Linked DNA regions of Mus musculus: all the other regions are linked to region 1. Evidence: chromatin loops called from intact Hi-C (ENCODE). Cell type or tissue: heart. All regions are shown on one strand.

Region 1 (8,000 bases):
CTAGCATTATTCATCTCCTTGTTATTGTCAGAGGCTCTGGCCATGCTGTGATGCCACCACCCTTGTAATTACTGCTCCTTCTGCCTAGAATGTGTTTCCCCATTACCGTCTTAGTGTCCTTACACCTAAATAGTCAATACCATCTATACAGCCTGTGGGGTGCTTTTGCCCTAACCAAAAATGCATCATTATTTCTCTTGGCTTTGCCTTTCTTACTTATTGATTTTAATCTAATATGATTGTGTATTTAACTTATGTGTCTCCTGCAACTACAATGTAAACTCCATGAGTCTATCTACCTAGTGTCCATAACTCTAATTAAGTCACTGATACCACACCCTTTTTGTTCATAGTTATGCATATTTAAGGACAAGGTGCTGGCATCATTTGGCTCTACTATAGAGCTCGTGGGCTAACAGCACAATGATGGGCATGTATGTGAGAAGGAACAATCACAGGATGAGACAAGAAACGAAGAGAGTGCGGCTGTAACAACCACGATGCTTCAAGGTACTTAGCAGCCTGTGCCTATGCCCTGCCTCTTAAAATGTCTCACCGCATCCTGACTGATCACCCCACATTAGGCACTACACTCCCAACACATAGGTCTTTCGATGACACAATTAATTCATGTGGAAACCAGAGCAGCGAAGATAGGATTTTGTGACTATTTTATTGATTACCTTTAGAGTGAGGGCTACCATATTTAACAAGTTTATGACAAATGAATGAATGAATGAATGAATGAATGAACGAACGAACGAATGAACGAACGAACGAACGAAGAGTAAATGACAAAAAGTTGAACAAGGAGGATGTTGAGAGTAGTAACAAGAACAGCAATAAGAATACTTTTGGTTTCTGAAAAGGGCCTCACTTGGTTGCCCTAACTGGCCTAGAATTCACAGGAATGTGCATCTGCCTCCTGCCTGCTTGGACTAAAGAGATGGACCATGACACCTGGCTCAATGACTTTTAAGCTTTTTTCCTGCTTATTTGCTTAAACACCATGGAGATGCAGAAAGACTCCCCTCAGCCATCTATGTGCCTTTGTATGGCACATTGTGGTAGTTTTGCAGCTTAACTGACAGGGAACACATTTTTGACGGTGTCTTGGGTTGAATTGTGTACATTCCCCCAAAGATAAGATGCCCTTATCTCTAGCACCCCAGAATGTGGCCTTATTTGAAGACAGGTTCTTTACAGAGATAATCCAGCTTAAGTTAGATCACTAGTCCCTCCTCCAAGGATTGATGTCCTTATAGAAAGGAAACATTTAGAGACAGAGAGATACATTCTGAGGGAAGACAAGGCAAAGATACACCAAGAAGTTGGGCACGCAAAAATGGAGGCAGAGATTAGAGTGATCGTACCACAAGGAATTCCTGGAGGTACAAGAAACCGGAAGAGGCAAAGAACACTTTCTCCCTCGGTTCTCAGAAGGAACCGGCGCTTCCAGCAGAAGTTCTATACGAGATAAGAAGCCTCCAGAACAGGGAGGAGCCTCCAGGAACTGTTGGCGGAGACCACAGTTCATAGCTCTGTTTTAGCAGTCCCGGGAGCCTGGCACAGACGGAAGATTCCTCCTTACCAGGTGGGCCCCCAAGACTTGGGTAGAAAATAGAAGCCCAGACTTCATCTTGTGCAGGGGCAGACAGATGGGAAGTTGTGAACTTGGCAAGGAGGAACAGAAGGTCCTGTGGTGCTGGAGCGGTCAAACGGCAAAGTTTGGTCATGGCCATAGCCTCACCACAAGCAAGTCCTGCCTTACCATCCAGGTCCAAATGTCACCGCCAACAAAATGAATTTCTTCTTCCATTTTAAAAAGTTGTATGTCCAAGGAGGCCGGAAGAGGGTTCCAGATGCCCTGGAGCTAGAACTACAAGCAGTTGTGATTGATCTTTCTGACATGGGTGCCTGGAACTCAACCCTGGTCCTCTGCACGAGCAACAGATGCTCTTAACCACTGAGCCATTTCTCCAGCATCCCAAATGAACTTCTAGAGCATCTCTGATCTGGATCTGCAGCTGGCTCTCTGTGCTCCGTGGTTCTTGGACATCTTCAGAGGTCTGTGCATGAGCCAAAGGCAGGAGGAGAATACACTAAATATGATGGGCATCAGGAAAACATTTTTGAAATTGCTGTTGATCTGCTGAGCCCAATTCTACAATTTAAAAACCTAGCATGTACCTCTCCACTGTTTTTTCCCTTGACACGCATTCATATCTTGGGTGACACTGTTGGTAAAAATAAATGACTGGGCATGCTTGAGTGTGTGGTAGGTCCAAAGTGGTTACTGCTAAATTCAGCCTTCTGAGATCTCTCAAGTTCAATTCACAAGCAGACATGATGGTGGAGGGGTGGGATTCGCAAAAAGGAGAGTCTAAATGAAGATAATTTTTGGTCTGCTAGAAAATAGGTTTGTACAGAAAGGCCCAAAATAATGCATAATTGGCAAGCCTATTGACAATTCTGCCACTTTAGTCTCAGCAGAATTATATGTCAGTTAGATAAAGTGCTATAAATAATTATTGGCTGTGCAAAAATTAGATGCAGACAGAGAAGTGAGTGTCCTATGGGATCTGAAACTCGGGAACATGCAGACTTGGAAATCATTCATCGCCTCTAAGTCTGCCCTGCAGTGAACCCAACTGGTGCAGCCTTCCTGATTGTGTGTATGGGACGAGCCAGGTGGGGGTAGGATTGTGTTAAAGACTAAAGAAATCCAACACTAGAAACAATGGTACCAAAGTCAGAAATGGACCTTTGAGGTTATGTGTTGAAAACCTGTTCCACTCAAGAAGTGAGAATTTAAACAAATAAGAGGGTTGTTTAAAAAAAAAAACTCCATTCAACACAGCCTGATGAGAACCAACTATTTCCCAGGAGACACTTGAGGCGCAGCACCCGCAGTGACCCACGTGATCACTGCTTTATTGAGCTTCTACATTCAGTCCAAATCCTGAGAACTGTGAAGGAACCAGAAAATCGCAAGGACAGTTAACTCTGAGAGAGCAACCAGGACATAAAAGAACTCTTCGGGGCAGTGAAATCGAGACCTGGTGTTTGAGCAGAGCAAGGCCAATCAGAGCAGCAGGAATAGCATGCAGGAGAGTCCTTAGATGGTCAAGTTAAATGTCTGGAGGAAAACAGAGAGAAAAGGTCCATAAATAAGACAGAGTCAAGGATGAGAAGGACCACAGACAACAGCTGTGAAATGTTCGTCACTTTCCCTAAGGCCTCCCAGGCTCATTGACAGTCAATTTCAGGTGATCTTACATCACCAAGCTCTGTCTCTGTCTCTGTCTCTGTCTCTGTCTCTGTCTCTGTCTCTGACTCTGTCTCTGTCTCCTTCACTCTTTAATTTATTCTTCTCCCTAACTAAAAATGTGTTTACTTCAAAGACTTTCTCCCTCCCTCCCTCCTTTCTTCCTTTCTTCTCCCTCTCCCTGCTCCTCTCCATCCCTCCTCCCCACTCCTCTCCATACCTCCTCCCCACTCTTCTTTTTCTCTTTCAGCAAGGTCTCAGGTAACCCACAGTGGTTTGGGATTCACCATGAAGCCCGAGGTAGTTCTGCATCCTTGAGCCTCCTGTCTTAGCTTCCAAAGCTCTGGGCTCACAGATGTGAGCCACCACAGCAAGACTTCTCTTTTTCTGAATAATATTTTTTAAAGGAGCATGTCTTTAGTCTCAGCACTTGAGAGGCAGAGGCAGGTAGATCTCTAGGAGTTTGAGGCCAGTCTGGTGTACAGAGCAAGTTCTAGGACAGCCAAGGTCACACAGAGAAATTCTGTCTTGAAAAACAAAACAAAAAGATTGAATTTTTTAAAATGCTGTTGGATTTTTTTTAAGGGGGGGACAAGAGAGGGAGAATTTAGTACTTTACTTTTTTGTCCTTGATAACGTGTTACACTATAGGGATGGTCGCCGTAATACCCACCATGCAAATGCCTTCTGACCCGGCCTGTTGTAGATGGCAAAGCAATTCGACTATTTCCAGTGTGTCCATGGACACTGTGCCAGTGCTGTCACGTGTGTGGAAGTGTGCCTGTGGGAAGGCAGCAGACACTCAGAGGTAGGGCTGCTGGGCCAAAAGACAGATGCCTCTGTGAATGGGACGAACTTTGTCAAGTTTCTTTCCATTAAGCTTTCGACATGTGGAATTCTGAAATGAGATTTGAGGGATCCTGTTTTCTTATAGCTGTGCTCTTGAATGTCCCACAGACTACACGACTTCATCCAAAAATAGAAACTGTGACCCAGCAGGGAACATTCTTGACTTATCTGATTCCCAGAACCAGACCTGTTTCCCTAGACTTGCCAGAGCAGGCTAGCACAGTTACCATTTATTTAACAGGGACCCAATCATACGCTTAAAAAAAAATGTGTTCATTGACGCTAAGAACTTCCCAAGTTTTCTTGTTGGCCTGACTGATCTTATGTCAATTTGACACATAAACTAGAGTTATCAGAAAGGAGGGAATGTTAATTGAGACAATGTCTCCATAAGATCTGGCTGTAAGGTGATGTTCTCAATTAGTGATTGATATGGGCGGGCACAGCCCACTGTGGGAGGTACCATCCCCTAAGCAGGTGGCCCTGGGTTCTATAAGAAAGCAGGCTGAGCAAACCATGAGGAGCAAGCCAGTCAGCAGCACCCCTCCCTGACCTCTGCACCAGCTCCTGCCGCCACGCTCCTTCCCTGCTTGAGTTCCTGTTCTGACTTCCTTTGGTAATGAACAGCAATGCCACAGAAGTGTACGCTGAATTAACCCTTTCCTCCCCTTGTTGTTTTTCTGGTCATATTGTTTCTTTGCAGCAATACAAACCCTGACTAAGCCACCCATCTTTCCTTCCTTGGTGCCGAATAGTTCTTGATGGTATCTCCCAACCCCCCAGTTGCTACTAAGTACGGACACTTTTCGTTTTTGTTATTATTCTGGAGAACTGGACCTAGGGCCTTATACTTGAAGGGCAGACACGCTAGAACGGAGCTGCTACCCCAGCTAGTAAGACTTCATTACACTGACATTTGCATAAGGCTGTTCACATATGCGACATCACTGTCAAAATGTACACTGGGAGCGCAGCAAGTAGAGAGGGGGCACTAGGGAAGTACGGTCTTGGCTGTCATCACACGTTTCAAACCCTTCTGGCTAATGAGGTAGGATGAGATGATTGTCGACATCCTGTAGTTCAAGTGGCCCTGCTAGAATAAAGGAAATGAGCCCAATAGGATGGTAAAAGTCCCACAGTGTTATTTAGTGAATGAGTGGATATTATCTCTAAACGGGGTGCACGGTCAGCTTGCATCTGAATCATGGAAACAGGTGGATAATTTAGGATGCTCTTGATAACTGCTTGCTTGATTTCTCCTCCCATCTCTGTGTCACTGTTCTGGCTATCAACTTTGACTCTATGGGGAAAGAAAAGTGGAGAAAGCATGGCCTAGCCCATGTATTTCACTAGCCCAGTGAGGGGTCGTACCTGTTAACTTATTTGGTTTTACTATTATATTGGGTGCTGTTACCTCTACCTCCCTTCTAACCCTCATTCACCCTAACCCTTCCAAGCCTCCAATACTAGATAGGAGGGAAAGGTTAGAGGGAAAAGGGGACATAGACCTCTATAGGCTACTTCCTGCTGGTTAGGGCCATTGGGTTCTTTGGGGCAAGTCCAGTCTTCATCATCAGGATATCCAGCAGTCCAGCAAACCAGAAATAGCAAAGACAACACTAAACACAGCAGCAGGAGCCAGCAGGGACACGCAACAGCCACTTTCTTCTTTGGAGCACCTCCCGCCACTCTCTGGGTTCAGGCCTTTATTCCTAACTCTCCAAAGTCCCCAGGATTAAACTATCTGCAGCTGGTAAAAATCACACCCCTCCCAGAGCATGAGGCAATCATAGCCAATGGCTGTGGAGAAACAAAAGCAGCTCATTGTTTCATACCTGGGATTAAAACAAAAGCATATTCACATAATATAATTGGATTATTATTATTATTATTATTATTATTCACGTTGCATGTTGCATCCTGCATATGCTGGTGAGAATGTAAGAAAGAGGAACACTCCTCTATTGCTGGTGGGACTGCAAACTTGCACTGCCACTGTGGGAAATCAATTTGGCAGTTTCTCAGAAAATTAGGAATAGTTCCACCTCAAGACCCAGCTATACCACTCCTGGGCATATACCCAAAAGATGCTCCACCATGCCAAAAAGACACTTGCTCTGCTATGTTTCGTTGCAGCTTTATTTGTAATAGCCAGAAACTGGAAACCACCCAGATGTCCCTCAACTGCAGAATGGATAAAGAAAATGTGATACATCTACACAATGGAATACTACTCGGCTATGAAAAACAAAGACATCACGAATTTTGCCGGCAAATGGATGGATCTTGAGTATATCATCCTGAGTGAGGTAACTCAGTTCCAAAAAGACATAACTGAAATAAAATTCTCACCACAGGTACCTTCTAAGGTCTTTGTGTGCTTAACTATAGAAGGTGTCCTGTCTCTAAGGGGATGTTCCTATTGAGCAGTGCAAAGGCCACACAGGCAGGTCCTTCACTGGGACCATGCACTGACTTTGGAAGAAGATATCTGTGATGTGAACCCCTTTGAACAGATTTTTAGTACAAATGGATACTTTGTTACCCCTTGGATATTGTACTGGATTTTTCTAGTCTTTCACAATTTGGCTTCTTAATGCCATGGACCTTCTGTTCTGATTCCTCTGCCCCGTAGAGCACTTAAGTTCCAAGGAACCCCATCCCTTGACAGTCCTCATTAGCCACCCTGAATTGGAAGATCGTTCCTTTCTTCTTTATTAATTCACTGTACATGCTTTTAGATGCACTTCTGTGATGTGTGTGGGAGGTGTGGATGTATTGGCGTGTGTGTGTGTGTGTGTGTGTGTGTGTGTGTGTGTGTGTGTGAGTGTGTGTATTCCTGTGTATACAGAGGAAGGAGTATGTGAGTACCTGTTGATGAATGTGTGCCTTGCAAGCTGCTGACGGGGAAAAGCAAACCAAAGTCCTACTCAGCTGTGAAGCCTCAGAAACATTGACAAGATAGCCCCAAGGGTGCAATAGTGCTGCTTTCGTCATGAGGGTAACCAACAACTCTCTAAATGGACTTAAGGCCAACTCGCAAGGAGGGAGTCTATACCTGGTATTGTATATCTAGCTGACTACCCATGCCTCACGAGATTATGGACCCTAGAGCAGACCCTATTAGTGTTACTTTCCTAAGACCAGTGTGATTTCTAACTATATTATAAATGCTTATACCCACAGATAAGTGGGGCTCTCACCTCTGGTTTAAGAAGGCATCATTTTTGCAGCAGGAAAGAACCATTATAGAAAGCCATGACTGGTCAAAATGGAGAGGAAAATGCTGGCTGGACTATAGAATGTCCAGCCTTAATTGGTGTACCGACAGCACAACCCCTACACCTATGATGCAGGAATCATCATGAAGTAGGGGGCACAAAGACTGCAAAAGCCAGAGTATCAGGATGTCCACTGTGGAAAGTGTCTTCTGTATATGACAAGGAAACTGCATCCATGAAATCTCAAAATGAGGGTCACCTCAGCTGGACCTGCACAGTTACAACCCAAGCTGACATTCCAATGTGATGGGGGGAAATCTCATAGATCCTATCCTCCAGATGGAGAGCTACAGACAATTAATAACTACTAAGAGAGAATCAGTTGTCTCCAGGCAAGGACACCCTCCCTGATGGATTAGTTAGTCCCTCCCAATGGTCAGCTCTAAAAACATACATATAAAAAAACCCACCTAGTAGACTCAGCAAGATGTGATTATCAGTTTGTGTGTGTGTGTCTAAAACACCAAAGAACAGGTCATGGATTTGAGAGGGAGTATGAGGACATGGGAAGAGTTGGGGAAGAGAAGGAAAGGTGGATATAAACTTAGGTATAAAATTCTCAAAAATTTTAAATAAAGGTAAAAGAACTCTGTTCATGGCTC
Region 2 (8,000 bases), 71 kb after region 1:
GTGTGTGTGTCTGTGTGTGTGTGTGTGTGTGTGTGTCTGTGTGTGTGTGTCTGTGTGTGTGTCTGTGTGTGTGTGTGTGTGTGTCTGTGTGTGTGTGTGTCTGTGTGTGTGTCTGTGTGTGTGTGTGTGTGTGTGTCTGTGTGTGTGTGTGTGTGTCTGTGTGTGTGTGTGTGTGTCTGTGTGTGTGTGTGTGTGTGTCTGTGTGTGTGTGTGTCTGTGTGTGTGTGTATGTGTGTCTGTGTGTCTCTGTGTGTGTCTGTGTGTGTGTGTGTCTGTGTGTGTGTGTGTGTGTGTGTGTGTGTGTGTGTGTGTGGAGGTGACTGTTGATATCTGCAGAGGTCAGAAGCCTTGACTCTTCCTGGTGCTGGAGTTACAGGCAGTTGTGAGCTGTCCTACGTAGGTGCTGTGAACAGAACTCAGGTTTTCTGTAGAACTGTCCTGTTCTTAGCCACAGATCCCTGTCTCCAGCCCAGAATTGGTGATTTTCAATGGTTTCCTCCTGTGCCTTTCCCAGGGTTTCGAGGTGTGGGTGGAATCCTGTTGATTTGGTCTGATGATAGGCTGACCCCACCATCTTCTTGTCTTGGAGAGGCCAGCTTGGCTTTGCTTTTCCACTGTTCTTGCTCCCTTTGCACCTCTGAGGCCCACACAGGCAGAAGCCTGGCTCATGCTTGTGCGGCCCATCTGGACACAGCCAGTACCTGGAATGGACACAGCCAGTACCTGGAATGGACACAGCCAGTACCTGGGATGGACACAGCCAGTACCTGGGATGGACACAGCCAGTACCTGGGATGGACACAGCCAGTACCTGGGATGGACACAGCCAGTACCTGGGATGGACACAGCCAGTACCTGGGATGGACACAGCCAGTACCTGGGATGGACACAGCCAGTACCTGGAATGGACACAGCCAGTACCAGGGATGGACACAGCCAGTACCTGGGATGGACACAGCCAGTACCAGGGATGGACACAGCCAGTACCTGGGATGGACACAGCCAGTACCTGGGATGGACACAGCCAGTACCTGGGATGGACACAGCCAGTACCTGGGATGGACACAGCCAGTACCAGGGATGGACACAGCCAGTACCTGGGATGGACACAGCCAGTACCTGGGATGGACACAGCCAGTACCTGGGATGGACACAGCCAGTACCTGGGATGGACACAGCCAGTACCAGGGATGGACACAGCCAGTACCTGGGATGGACACAGCCAGTACCAGGGATGGACACAGCCAGTACCTGGAATGGACACAGCCAGTACCTGGAATGGACACAGCCAGTACCTGGAATGGAAGGAACCTTTTGCATTTAAGTCCAGTATTCTTTCCATGGTTCTCTTCTGTGCAATTTCCACAGTCATTGCTCTGAAATAGGGGCTTCAGACAGAACACCTGAGGGGACCTCAAGAATGGGGCCCCCTCTCAAACACAGAAACCCTGTTTCCTCCTCCCTGCAGGCCCTCAGTAAAGGCCTTCACATACACTGCCTGTGTTGCCCAACACCTTGAGACCATGGTGTCATCCTCTCGTGTCCTGTCAGGTATCATCAGATGAAAGCTTCCTTAGGCAGAGTTGGGTCAGACTACCCACTCCATCCACTGAAGCTGATTGATTGAAGCGTCCCTTTCCGTCCAGACCCACTTCCTTCTGTAGCCTTTCTCAGTAAGCGCCCCTGCTTTGTTGTGAAATCTATCCAGAAATGGAGCAGTGTTAAATCAACTAATAGTTTAATATCTCATTAGCCTGTGTTTTATATATAAGGGTTCCATTTAAAATGTCACTTAATGGATTTTGTTATGATATTCTTATGTATATAATATCTCCTTATCACTCCTGTTAATCCCCTTCTTCTTCCCACCTAGCACCCCTCCCCCTCCACTTGCCTGCCTGTTCCTGACCCAGTGAGGTCCATTAGTATGTGCACGAATGTGTGTTTGTTTACAGGCGTGTGAGCACCTTAGCAGCCGTCACACCTCTCTCCCCACCATGTCTGACGTTATTCATATACACAGTAAATAAATATTTGAGGACAAATGGAGTAATCTTGCTTCCCTCAGGGCTGTTGTTTGAATAGGAAGTTTCTTAAATATATCTGGCTCAGGTTTAACCTTGGTGTCCTCTGTGAAGGCCTTTCACTTGGCCTTAGAAATCTCCAAACACACAGACCCCCTCTGTGGCTGTGTGGAAAGGAAGGGGCGGAGAGCTCACTGCTGGGTTGACTTTGTGACTGTCCTGTGCTCTGTCCTGTTGAGCAGGCCCTATAGGCAGCTTCCTTTACCCCTCAGAGGACCACCCACCCAGCTCTCTCAGTCTGGGGAACATTGTCCTCATCTGAGTCCTCTGCTGTGCCAGCTCCAGGCCTAGGAGCCCACTGTGTTTCTCTGGTTTGCAGGATTCAATTTTGAAATAGAAAAGTCACCTAGAGTGTCACAGTGGGACCCTCCCTTCTTTCATTTGCTCATGGAACCTGGGTCCCTGTGTGCAGCCTTAAACTGATGAGGTGTGATCCCATCCCAAAATACCTGAGGCCTGTGTCTGTTAGTGTTGACAAACTCCCCAGGAAGTAAAAGCCTTGGAGAAATACAAGGCATCATGGGGACTGGGCCAGGGGACACCTTTAGATAGAAAGTCATGCTCTAGCTTCTCAGCCAGTCCACATCACCTGACCATGGAGTTTACTCTCTGCCCCCAGCTCCGTGGCCTTGAGACTCTGCAGGTAGGAGCCAGGATGCAGAGGACTGCTGAAATGTGAGGACACCCTGAATAGCTCTTTCCTCTCCGGACTCACCCTGGTGTAAATGTGGAGCTTAATAAAACAATAGTGGGAATCCCAGCGGGCCCCTCCCTCCTCAGTAAACACTGAGGACCTCTGTTGGCCTGGGCACTGTGTTAAGCACCAGAGTAGGAGGAGTCAGAAGGAGCTACATAGGTACTAGTACTTCCTGAGTGCCACAGACCTCGTGTCTAGCAGGAGGCACAGAGGCTACAAAGTAAGGTCAACTGGAGGCCGAGCAGCTTGTCAGTAAGGAGATCTATAAGAATTCGTTAGAGAGTGGCCTCTGGCCTGTTTGGTGGGCTTTGCACATCGTAAAGTAGGTCTCAAGAGATGCAGGGAGAGGGAGGTGCAGAGCCATGGACTAGAGGGGAAGATTTTCTTTAGGAAAGCCTGGGAGGGAGGAAGTGTGAGGGGCAGGTCCATCTGCCTAGGTAGGGAGCGGAGGCAGCATTCTACTGTGAAGCCTGTTCCTGGAGCTCTTCTGGGTCAGAGATGCAACAGGGGATCCTCTCTGGGAAGCGTGGCTACCTCAAAACCTTTGAGCTTGCCCATGGAGGAAGGCTTTAGGGACCTGGAAAGTTAGGGCGATAGCTAGATCACAGATCACCTTCTTGTCTCAAACCCTGGGTTGGATTATTGCTGTTCCTGCCAGTCATTCTCCCAGGCCCCAGAACCCAGCTCCCCAATGCCTAGTTTGTTGTCGCCAGTTATTTACCGAATCTCTGCCTTTGGTAGATTGTTTGGAATTTTCTTTTTGTGGTAAAGCACATCTAAATGTGAAGGTTACCATTTGAACTGTCTTGAAGCATACACTTGCCCAATGGTGCTGAGTGAGTTGTGTAAGCATCACTACTGTCCAGCCCCACAGTTTTCATCACTCCAAACAAAACCCTTGCAGCTGTTGGGCAATGCCTCCCATGCCTCTCTCCCCTGCCCCCAGCCCCTGGTAACCTCTGCTCTATTTTCTGTCCGTGAATTTGCTGATTCCGGCAAACCTCATAGAGATAAGATTGTGCCCTTCCCTTTGTCTTGTTTCACTTAGCTTGGTGTTTTCTACGTTCATTCATATCACCTATGTTGTTACGTGTGTAACTGTGTAGTCTAGGACCTGACATGCTCTAAGGACTCACCTGACGCTAACTCTTAAGAACATTAGAACTATGGCATGGGGAGATGGCTCAGTGCTTAAGAGCGCTGGCTGCTCTTCCAGAGGATCCAGGTTTGGTTGCCAGCACCCACATGATGGCTTACAACTGTCTATGACTCCAGTTCTAGGGGTTATAACATCCTCTTATGGCCTCCAAAGGCTCCGGGCATGCACATGATACACACACATATATGCATGCAGGCAAAACACTCATACAGGTAAAATAAAAATAAGCAAATTAAAAAAAAAATCATGTTTTGGCAGGTGGTGTTGGTGCACACCATTAATCCCAGGCCTCAGGAGGCAAAGGCAAGCAGATCTCTGAGTTCAAGGCCAACTTGGTCTCTAGGACTAATTCCAGGACAGCTACATAGAGCTACATAGAGAAACACTGTCTCGAAAAGCTAAAGCAAAGAAACAAAAATTCATGACTTGGGGCTGAAGAGATAGATGGCTCAGTGGTTAAGAGCACTGACTACTCTTCCAGAGGTCCTGAGTTCAGTTCCCTGCAACCACATGGTGGCTCACAACCATCTGTAATGGGATTAGGTGCCCTCTTCTGATGTGTCTGAAAAGAGTTAAAGTGTACTCACATAAAATAAATAAATCTTAAAAAAAAAAATCATGGGGCTGGAGAGATGGCTCAGTGGTTAAGAGCACTGACTGCTCTTCCAGAGGTCCTGGGTTCAATTCCCTGCAACCATGTGGTGGCTCACAACCATCTGTAATGGGATCTGATGCCCTCTTCTGGTGTGTCTGAAGAGAGCAGTTGCTGTACTCATATACTTAAAGTAAATAAATCTTAAAAAAAAAACTTAAAAAGAAATGGTTTCCCTGAATATCATCCTTCTCCTCTTATCCACTTTAACTTTGTTGGTTTGTTCCTGGTTTATTTTTTGACAGTGTTAGACCTAAGTGAGGAGCTGCCTCTTCTTATCTTGTCTCTGTCCCTGCCTTTTGATGGCCAGCTTAGACTTTTTACCATGCAGCTCCCCTTAAGATCCTTGTCACTGTGTCTTGTATTGCTCCCTTGCTATGCCCTTTCTTATGTTTGTGTTTCAAGCCCCAAGACCAGGGCTAAGTTTTTCTTAGTTGTCCTTCCTCTACATGGGAAAGAATTCTTGTATATCACTAGACGGACAGGCTTTCTCCAGTCCCTGACTCAGTCTTCATATTACAAGTCTCACCAATGTTGTATTGTGTACTCTCGGCCACTTTGAGCATCATCATGTAGGGCAAGCACCTAGTCCTGGAACACCTCTCCTGAACCCACTCTCGGGTCCCTGTAAAAGAACTGATGGACTTTTTATAATACAAAGAGGAATAGGTAGGTAATTACTTCTTCATGTTGGATCTTCCAAGGCAAATTGCTGAATATTGTTCTAAGAAAAACACTTTAAAAAGCCATCAAGGATATAAATATGGATCCATAATTAAATGTGTCTCTTTAATGGTGGGAGATGTTGCCTTTAGTGATAGATGCATGTTTTCAAAAATGATCGAACTTAAATAAGTTAAATGAAAGAGAAAAACATCAAGATACTTCACAGAAAACTGTAGAGCCTGAAAAGGTGGTCTAGAAGATGCTCCCGAGCCAAGCATGGTGGTATATTTCTTAAGTCCCAGAACTCTGCTAGGGAGACTAGGCAGGAGGATTGAGGCCAGCCTGGGCCATGTAGCAAGATCTTCAATAGATTGATTGGTGGGTGGATAGATAGATAGGCAAGCCTAAACAATATTCCTTAAGTAATTTAGTTTATCATTTGGCTTATCTGTATATGAGTTTAATGAATATGGAGATCATTATGAACAGATATTTGAACCAATGCCACATGTGTCCCTAAATTTCAGGTTGATGTACTATGTTTGGGATATTCTGTTGTGGGTGTTGCATGTATGAGAGCTGTGATCTATAACCACTGTTAACTCTTACTGGATAAAAATAGTAGCGCATTATATTTGGCTTTAAATGTGTTGTGTGTTCAGTTCTTCCTCTAAGGGAAGTGCAGGCATACTCAACTTGACTCCAGTATTTCACAAAATAAATCAAGTTTTTAAAAAGACATCTTCGCTTTGTGTTGTAGTTACACCCTGGTTCCTCCTCCCAGCCCCATGTTCCCAGAAATAAGACTCAGACTCAAAATATATTTACAGATACCTTAGCCATATAGCTAGGCTCTACCCTGACTAGATCATAACTAAAATAACCCAATTATTTTAATCTACTTTTTGCCCCATGGCTGGTTGGTTACCATGCATCCAGGTTTCTCTCCCACCTCTGGCTCTGTCCCCAGATTTTTTCTCCTCCAAGATGTCCCACCTCTGTTTCTTGCCTAAGCCATAGGCCACGGGCTTTTTGATTGATGGGTCATGTATCCATACAATGCACAAGATACTCGTGGACATTAACTTGGTAATCCACAGGATCAGGCACCTTAATGAAAATGAAAACCCCATTGGGCAAAGGTATTGTTATAGTTGATTGACTGGAGAAGCCCCAAAGTGGTGGGTGGCAGTAATGGATTCTCTGTGGAGACACGTGTATCTTTGTGCAGAGAATCCCAGAATCACCTAAGTTGTCCCCTGGGTTAATGAGATGGGCCACAGGTATGGGAGAGTCCCGTGGCATGGAGTGTGGTCAGCAGCCCCTGCCTCCTCTCACCCTGGCAACTCCCATCTGTTTGATAGTCAGTACTTCCTATTCTCTAGGGGACAGCCCCTGTGTTCTTTGGTTCCTAGGCTATGGCTTAAACAAATCTAGCTTTAGGTAGCTTGCCAGCCCGGGTTAGGGAGCATGGCTCCAGTGACTCTGGAGTGGCAGACTGAAAGAGCAGCAAATGGCCTAGCTGCCCCTCTCTTGTTCCTCCTGGGGCCTGAGCTCTGCTCAGCTAGTACAGGACAAAAGGGGCACTTTCAGCCTTGTAAATAGCTTCTTGTGTCAGGGGAGGAGGTGGGGCAGGGAAAGGCAGCACCGTGCCAGCTTGGCTTGCTGCATTAAGGAAAGATGTCAGGACTTCTCAATTTGCTGCTGTCGGGCAAGCGTGCAATTTGTGTGGGTTTGTTTGAGGTCTGCATTCCTAGTGGAACATTCCATCAAACTGCTGTGATTCGGCTTAATGGAAGCTCGAGGAACGTCAGAAGGAGGAAAGCATCTAGATCGCAAGGAGAGACTAAAATGCTACTGTGAGTAAAAGAATATTACTTTGCGGAACTTGAGTCACGTGTGTGCGTGCGTGTGTGCGTGCGTGCGGGCGCCCATCTTCCGGGGTCCTTAGGGAGAACAGTGCCCTTGTGGCTCACCTCTGGCTTGGAGCTATTTTTTTTTTTTTTTTTTTTTTTTGGTTTTAGTAATGCAGACACAGTAGTAAGAGGTGAACCTTTGTGTACAGCCAACATTGAATCCATGTGTGCAGAGGCCAGGGAGACGGGGTCAGTGGTAGCATTTCTGTAGGATGTTGAGAGTTCAAATGGATTTCCGGTTTGGGTCTCCTGTCACCAAGCAGTATCACTGGTGGAAGAAAGGGGGCTTGCTGTTCGTGTGCAACAAGAATCCCTGGGTTTTGACAGTCATGCTATCGAGAGCTTGCTTCATTTTCCCTTGTTTGCTGTTTCTGCGCATGCCCTGTGCGTGCCCAGCGGCACCCCCTGTTCTTGTTCTTCGCTGAGCTTGGGACACTCTCCTTTACTGCTGTCACTCTCCTCATCGCCGTGTGGTTTCTGACTCTAGTGTTGGAGGATTTCAGACAGGCCAGCTGAGAAAACACTTTTTAAAAATGTCTGCGTTTGTATTTTTGTATACTGCATGTACATGGGTGCCCACAGGTCACAGGAAGGTGAGATCTCCTGGAGCTGGAGATACAGGTGGTCCTGAGCTGGGACCTGAACTTCTGTCCTCTAGAAGAGCAGCAAGTGCTGAGCCATCTCTCCATCCCCCTAGACACATTCTGTAAGCAGGGGAAGACAGATTCTGCAGTAGTGGCTGTAGCAGAAGGAGCAGCTGGCTGCCAGCAAGCTTCTATGTCCCACACCGAGACACATGTCTTCCTAAGATTTTAAGTCAACTGAA
Region 3 (8,000 bases), 57 kb after region 1:
TCCTGCCATGATGACAATGGACTAAACCTCTGAACCTATAAGCCAGCCCCAGTTAAATGATTTCCTTTCTAAAAGTTGCCATGGTGATGGTGTCTCTTCACACCAATAGAACACTGATGACGATACAGGGCTTGGATCCAACTTGAGATATCTAACTTGGGGATGAATGTCTTACCGTGGGATGTGATGAGGCAAGAGGCTCCCTGTCAACTGCCAACAGGTAACCCTTCCTGTGTTGGAGAATGACATCTTAATGGAGACTATCAAGTTAAAATTTAGGGCCTTAGGTTGGGCACTCATGCATATGACTGTGCCCCTTAGAGATTTAGACCACACACTGGAAAGGACGGTTGGGGGAGGAGACACTGGGAGTATGGCATAGAAAGGCAAGGGGCCAAGACAGATGTTTGCAAGTCCAAGAGAGACCTGGAAGAGTCCTTTCCTTTGCAGACCTCAGGAACAAATCTTGACACCTCACTCTTGTAAGTCACCCAAACAGTGGGACTACATATTTCTTTTCTTGAAATCACCTCATTTCTGGTGTGTGGTTGCATGGTACTAGAAAAGGATTGTACTACAGAACCTAGAAAATGCCTAAGGTAGCCCTGGGCTGAAGATTAGATAAGGCATGGGCTTAGCTTCCAGTGACATGGCTAAATGCACAGAGATATATGGGACCCACCATAGCGCCTTCCTCCTGAAAATGAGGAAGCATGCCAAACACACTTGCTCCTTCTGTGGCAAGACCAAGGTGAAAAGATAAGCCATTGGCACCTGGCATCGTGGTTTGTCCATGTAAACAGTGGCTGGCAGGGGGCCTGGGTTTTACAATATATCTTCTGTCTCAGTCAGGTCTGCCATCTGAAGACTGAAGGGACTAACTCAAAGACCAGTAGGAGCATTACTGTTCAAGATTTACCTAACCTGCAATAAATGAATTTATGTTAACAAAAAAATAAAAAGGAGAGGAGAAAAATGAGTAATATTGCAGGTGAAGAGAGACTCAAAGAAGCCAAGATGTAGTCAACTGAAAATGAATGGAGTCTCTTTCTCCTTATAGACAATAAAGTCTTATAGACCTGGAAGATAGTAATCTCAAGGACCTAGAAGACTCGGTTGCTATAGTGTTTTTCAACCTTCCTAATGCTGCCATGCTTTAATATAGCTCCTCATATTGTGGTGGTCCCCAACCATAAAATTTTCATTGCTGTGTCATAACTACAATTTTGCTACTGCTATGAATTGTAAATATCTGTTTTTCCAATGGTCTTAGGCGGCCCCTGAGAAAGGGTCATTCAATCCCTCCCCCGCCTCCCCAAAGGGGTTGTGACCCCCCTAGATTAAGCAGCGCTGATATGGCAGCTGTTTGTGTGAGGATTGCCTCACCAACATTGGACAAGGAGCCTCAGACTCCACAGGAGGAAGGCCAGAGACACCCAGGAAAAGTCCTTATTCCTTGATGAGTCAGCTTGAGTATACTTGTGACTAGAGGGAATGAATCATCTCCCAAGAGGGTAGGGGAGGCCTCTGTGGTTATAAAGGCCATGGTTTAGAAGCAGATGATCTTGAATTCTAAGAATGGTCCCCCCCACCCCCTTTTCTTTCCCCCGAGACAGGGCTTCTCTGTGTAGCCCTGGCTGTCCTGGAACTCACTCTGTAGACCAGGTTGGCCTCAAACTCAGAAATCTGCCTGCCTCTGCCTCCAAGTGCTGGGATTAAAGGCGTGCGCCACCACTGCCCGGCGGCCATGCCCTTTCTTATACCTGACTCTGCCCTTCAGTTTCCTGTTCTACAGAAGAGGACCAAAGGTGGTACCACCTCATAGGGTTATGGACATTATAGTTGATTAACAGTGTCACCTAGTAAATGATATGTTATTAGAGGTGTTCTGGCAATAATTGTCCCTCAAATTTAAGGCAATATTAGAAAGACTTCCATCTAATGCTGGGAGCAAACCCTCCTGTACCTGGATGACTGTCTTCATGCAATAGCATGAGGTGAACCTGGCAACAATTATATTGACCTTTTTTTTTTCCCATTCAAAATGTTAGCATGATCTACATCTTACCTTAACCACACTGACCAGTTCTGGACACTGAGCAACAGTGATGGCTCTAGTATTTAACCTTTTAAAAGATTATCTTAAAGCTTTGGGGTATCTTTAAGATTTTTTAAAATGACGTTTGAAGAAGGGTTACATGCGCACATGGTAACTCACAGTCCTGAGGATTGAGAATTGCACTTCAGGCTTTGTGACAGGCATGGGCTTTAACCCAGTGAGCCATCCTACTGGCCTTGCATTGGCCGTTGGTAGCCCTTAAAAGGTTTTCCCAAGGGATTTGTCAAGTCTACAGAGCCAAGGCTGAGCAGGGCAGACAAGCCTTTAAAACTTGGCAGGTGGACACCGTCCTTGAGCAACGACTAAGTCTGCTTTTCACTTGAACCACACAGGGGCCTGGGTTGTCCAGAGATGCCTCATGGCCAGGATATTGCGGAAGTCCTGTATTCCTAGCCAAGGACTGTGGCGAAACTTGGTGTGGGGACCGTGGTGAAACTGGATTAAAGGGGTTCGTGTATATCTGTGCTAAAGAAAGATGGGACTTCTTCAGCTACCGTGGTCCCTCCAAGCAGAGAAGCAAGCAGAGAGGCTATGCCAAGGTGTCAGCTGTGGAAGAATGTTAAGGATGGAAGAGCTAAAGGGCACCTGCAACATTCCATAGCATCACATTATCAGGGTTCAGGAGACTTCCAGATTTACCCTTTGCCCTACCTCAGATTCGTTGTGAAACTAGAGGGCAGTTTGGGTGACCTTAGTGGCTTTTGCTTGCTGACAGCCATGCTCATGGACCTGAGGGAGGCCACGCCCACCTTGCGGCTTTGGAGGGAGAGGCGGAGTCAGCAGGACTGGGCGGGACCTGAAGGAGGACTGGGCCTTAAGGGGCGGGGCAAAAGACCGAGGAGGCGCGGCCGGAGGGGAAGGACTGGAGCTGGTGGGCGTGGCCTGAGAGGCACCGCGGGTCTGAGGGGCTTGGATCAGCCCAGATAGGGCGGGGCTTGGGAGGCGGGAATGGCGCCGATGGGGCGGGACCTGAGAGGAGCGGTGGGTGTGATGGGGCGGGACAGCCTCGACCTGTGCGACAGGAGGGGAGGAGCTGGCGAGGGGGAGTGGGCGCGCTAAGAGATGGGGCGGGGAGGAGCCTGCGGACGGGGCGGGGCGGCGTGGCACGGCACGCGCACTACCAGCCGCCCGGCCCTGCTGCTGCTGCTGCAACGCCGGTGGCGCAGCCAAGAGAGCAGCTGCGGCCGCGACTCCTTAAATAGCATCGCAACCCGGCGCGGGGCAGTTCGTGGATTGCAGTGACAGCCGCCTGTGGAGCAGCCCGGGCAGCGGAGGAGGTGAGTGCGCCAGCCGCGAAGGGCCGCGAGTCGGCCAAGGCGACCCTAGCCGGGCCGAGACGGGAGAACCTCCCCGCGGCTCTGCGGGACGTTCCGCTTTTCCGGCCTGGGCTCCACGGCCTCGTTTCCCTCGGCTTCGGGAGGCTCTGGGGCCGCTCCGGCGGCCGCCGCTTCCGGTGCCGGAGCCCGGGTTCCCCCGCGGGCCGTGCGCGCGCGGGGCTGGTGCACCGCGGAGTCAAGAGGTTCCTCTCTGCACGGTCCCTGGCTGGTGTGGCGGCTGGGACCTTCCCTCCCCGGCTCAGGTGCCGAGAGGTGGTCCTGCTTGCTGGGGACCCTGGCGTCTCCGCCACCGCATCCCTCGTACCCCCAGAGGCGGGGATTGTGAGGCGCGCACTCACCGCGCGTGGACACGGACTGTCCCGGTGCCGCTCTGTGACGTGCCCCTGCGCCGAGCGTTCGAGGAGGGTCAGAAGCAGCGCTCAGAGCCCGATGTCATAAGTAGAAATTCTCGCGGTGTCTCCAAGAGGAGCTCCCAGAGCCACTACACACAGTGGTGATGGAGTCATTGATTTAAGGCAATCTGGCTTTTAATTTTTTTTTAAATTAGGGAGCAAAAATGATATTTATCACCTTGAAACGTAGACCCCGAGTGCTGATACAGGACTTAAAAGATCACATGGATTAGAATCTAGAGAAGGCAGCTCCATCTAATCACTGCACTATGCCCGAGCTTACAGACCATCTTGCCACACCGCTCAAGCTCATGGTTATGGAACCTAGTTAAGAATGGCCGTTATGAAAATGCTTCCTCTTGGAACTGTGAGTATCCATCTCTAGTCTTCCCTTTAAGGACTTGACATTTGATTATGTTTCTGGGATACACGTTTCAAAACGTAATCTGTGGTTAGCCCAATGAAAATTATTAGCGTAACTCAGAAATCATCCAAACCCTTCTAGTTCACCAAAGTTAAGAACTGAAGGTCTGCAATGGGCAAGGTTAAGAATGGGAGCAACGGAAAGGAACCATCGGTTTGGAGCAATGTGGTGAGGTGTGACAACAGAAAACAGACAGGGCCGGATCCTGGGAGATGTTTTTTCTTGTAGTTCAGCTGAAGGAAATCCCTTTGTGGTGGGAGGCTGGTTCTTTGTAAAAGGTCTGCATTGAGATCTTGAGCTAAAATTATATGACTGGAGAAGGTAAAAAAAAAAAAAAGAAAAAAAGCAACACACCTTATTCACTTACCTCTTCTAAATTTACAGTAAACAGACAAAACTTAAAACAAAAACAAAAAACCCCTCCCCATTCGTGATTCTAAGCATTTTCACATGTTTCCTTCCTGTCTCTGTTATTTATATTTTATCAGTGTTTTATTATTATTACAGCCTGACTGAAATCATGAGGCCTTGGAAATTTTGACATTTAACATGCGTGGCATCTGGCACAGTGGGGACAGGTTATCTATTTATACCATACAGGTACTTTTCAGCTACTCAGTTCCTGAGTTAAATGTGAAGTCACCAAATGCAAGCCAACATGTCACAGTGTTGTGAATTAATGTCTTTAGCACATCTTTAGTTTGGATATGGCTATCTAGAACTGTGGAATTCCATGTTTGGAGTAAGATCTGGTGGTTGAGTCATTTACCTGTAGAGATTGTGTCTTTCTCCCTACGGCCTTGCTGGCCTTGCTGTTGTTCTTAGACTGTGGGATGCCTACCCTAACTTCTAGACGTTTATCCTCATTCTTTTTAGAGTCATTTAGTTTGTAAGCTCAGTTTCATTTGATGGGTAAGCTTGCCATGCACTGTTTCTTACAACTAAATTCAACTTGAGTCACACTGTTAGAAATGTTTTACGGGCAGGCTTGTTTACACGATGCAGTGTGCACAGCATTCCTGCTGCAAAATGGAAAGAATGGGCTTTAAGGCAGCCCCCAGCTGTGAGTCTCTTGAACCCTCTTTAAGCCTGACTGTTCTGCCCAGATAGCTTAAGGTGCCCGAGTCCCTTAGTGAAGGTCTTCAGTCCAATTTAGTGGTTAGACACGCACTTGAGGGTCTTGATGTACCTTTGGCACTGGTGCCTGGAGGGCCGTTCTCAGTGCACAGAGGCGTTCCAAAGCTGCTCTGTGCTTGAGTTTAGGTTTCCGCATCCTGGTACTCTGAGGGGCTTCTGAGAGCTTGAAAGACATGCAAGGCCTAAAGTAGTAGCTGAACTGAAGAGAAAGGCAGTTTGAGCAGTGTTTGTGGTGGTGCACTGCGATTCTCCTCTTCACAAAACTCCAAGAGTGTCGGCTCCCGAGGAATCTCAGTTTGTGAAACCCCAGGGTAACCAGTAATATGGCCAAGGGAAAGAAAATTACCACATGAATAAGTTAATTTTTGTGCTTTGTCCATCCTGATGTTTATAATTTCTTAACCTTTGGAGGCAGTCCTATTTGTCAGTTGTAAACTTGGAGGAGTGAAGGTAAGGAGGAAAGCTAGAGATTACAGTCGAGTGGTCCTTTCCTTGTGTCTTGACTGGCTAGGAGGGGTGCCACTTTAGCCTAGAGGTTTGTAAGGGCTGTATTCCCTTAGGATAGTGGGAGCCTGCTGGGTGGGGAACAGCATGTGCCCCATATCTTAAGTCTAAAATCTCAAACCCAGTGGTTTAATGCACATAGAAGCCAGGGTAGTTCTCTTTCTGAATTATTTGCTAGTCTTCAAATTGTAAGCAAAAAAATATGAAAGCTGTCTAAATATCTAAATTATAATTTTCCTTTTTCATATTATAAAAGTAATATATACTTGTCATAAAAAACCAGGACACATAGACGTGAAATATCTTCAAGAGATTACATTTGAGTTTATTTTCTTCCAGTTGTTTTATAAGCAAATTGAAAAATAATTTTAAGGCGTATAATATCATTTGAAGTTGAACATTTTGACAATTCATTTTTTAAAATTAACCTTTATTTTTATTTTATATGTCTGGATATTCTGTCTTCATATATGTCTGTATACCACATGCATGCAGTGGCTTCAGAGTCTTAGAAGAGGGGCTTTGAATCCTTTGGGACTGGAATTACTGATGGTTGGGGGCTGCCTTGTGGATGCTGGGAATTGAACTCAGGTCCTCTGGAAGAGCAACTGATCGATGCTCTTACCTGCTGAGCCATCTCTCCAGACTGACGATTCATTTTTAATCACCTCAGTTATGTAGGTGATCTCCTCAGATTTGTTAACATATTTTGAAGATGACTACTTTTAATTTATTCATTACTCTCTGTTTGTTGTTTATTTCAGAACAGTTTACCAAGCTCTCTTCTCTAATTAAGACAAAACATGTTTAAAATTAAACATATCTTTTTTTTAAAAAAGCTCTCATGATTTTGTAAGTTACTTAAAAATTACTGAGTTGGTTTTACTGGACTTTTGGGTCCGTGTATTTTAGTGAAAAGCTGTTGAAATAACGATTTCATGGTTTGGAACGATACATGGAAAGAAGTTAGAGCATCAGAAAAGTGTGGTTTGCCTCTTAGAACATTTCCACATTTGGGGTGCGACTTCTGATAAATGCATTATCTATGCATTTGCAGGGTTTTGGCTGCTGTAGAAACTTGGCTCTCTGCACTCAGGTTTGTTGGAGGCGAAATGTCTGTAGGCAGGAGGTTAGAACACCGTTGATTAAGCAGAATGAAGAGGAAGCTGCAACAGGATTACATTGTCACCTGTCCCTCATCTCAGGGATGCAGTAGAGGTTCTGTTCTGGGAGCTTTCACATGGTCCCTCAGGAGCCCTGTGAGGCAGGTCTTACTTTTAGACTATGACAGTGGCTCTCAGCCTTCCTGATGCTGCCACCCTTTAATACAGCTCCTCATGTTGTGGGGATCCCCCTCCCCCACCAAGCATAAAAGTGTTTGCATTGCTACTGCATAACTGTAATTCTGCTACTGTTATAAATTATAATGTAGATGTCTGTGTTTTCTGTGGTCTTAGGCGACCCCTGTGAAAGGGTAGTTTGACCCTAAGAGGGGGGTCCTGGTCCATAGGTTGAGAACCACTTCTCAGTGCCATTTGGCAATTAAGTCACCCAAGGCAGGATTTGAGTCTTGGCTGCCTGGTGTCGGGGCCTGTGCTTTTTCAAGTGCTCCTCTTATGTCCCTCTGGAGTAGATTTCTCAGGCTTGGAAAGTTCCTTGACTTTTTCTTTGTCTCATTTATACTCAGCCATGAATTTTCTCTCCATAACACCTGAGTTCCGAGAGATAAGAGCTTGATTGATTCAGCATAGGTCAGTGTGAGAATTAAAAAGTAAGAGGCCTCGGTCCGCCCTTGAACTGCCTCGTTTTGGAAGCCTGGAGCACAGTTGGGGTGAATGCATCTAGTGCTGAAGAGACCATGGGCGGGAACAGGGCCCTAACTTGGTACAGACTCGGGAGCCAAAGCACGTTAGTAGGAGATTCGCCTCACTGTGACACATGGATTCGGGATTTTCTCTGCTGTGGATTTGGGAAGCACTCTGACCTCCTTCCAGGCGTGGTGTAGTGATACTCTTGAGACCATCCAGTAGACCAGAGGACGGACTCCTCTGTTCTCAGCTTGCAGGCACTGTGGTATTGCCCAGTGA

What was found. A loop is a pair of places that touch in the nucleus more often than their neighbours do. Peaks named below come from ENCODE experiments on the same cell type or tissue, not always from the same donor. Only the 100,000 strongest peaks of a DNase experiment are listed, where the experiment ranks them.
Region 2: a loop joins it to region 1, with 3 times the contacts of the local background. A loop is called at or near these places in 5 of 42 quality-filtered maps.
Region 3: a loop joins it to region 1, with 2.5 times the contacts of the local background. A loop is called at or near these places in 3 of 42 quality-filtered maps.

Annotation. Positions count from the first base shown.
Region 1 is chr8:46,410,932-46,418,931 of GRCm38, forward strand. No RefSeq gene overlaps it. Among named protein-coding and RNA genes, the nearest start is that of Gm30931, 52 kb to the left of the region's middle. In heart, no CTCF peak of the experiment used is centred here; a DNase peak (open chromatin) is centred at 4,090; H3K27ac peaks cover 2,033 bases.
Region 2 is chr8:46,481,469-46,489,468 of GRCm38, forward strand. The region is part of intron 1 of Acsl1 (acyl-CoA synthetase long-chain family member 1); the gene reads left to right. Among named protein-coding and RNA genes, the nearest start is that of Gm31050, 14 kb to the left of the region's middle. In heart, a CTCF peak has its summit at 4,652 (motif pointing left); a DNase peak (open chromatin) is centred at 6,743; H3K27ac peaks cover 981 bases.
Region 3 is chr8:46,467,835-46,475,834 of GRCm38, forward strand. Acsl1 (acyl-CoA synthetase long-chain family member 1) reads left to right here and starts at 3,203. Exons shown (of 21, transcript NM_007981.4): 1 at 3,203-3,396. It overlaps Gm31050 (a long non-coding RNA gene), which reads right to left and starts at 3,216. Exons shown (of 2, transcript XR_378936.3): 1 at 2,771-3,216; 2 at 2,157-2,665. In heart, no CTCF peak of the experiment used is centred here; DNase peaks (open chromatin) are centred at 2,487, 3,037 and 3,757; H3K4me3 peaks cover 1,890 bases; H3K27ac peaks cover 1,146 bases.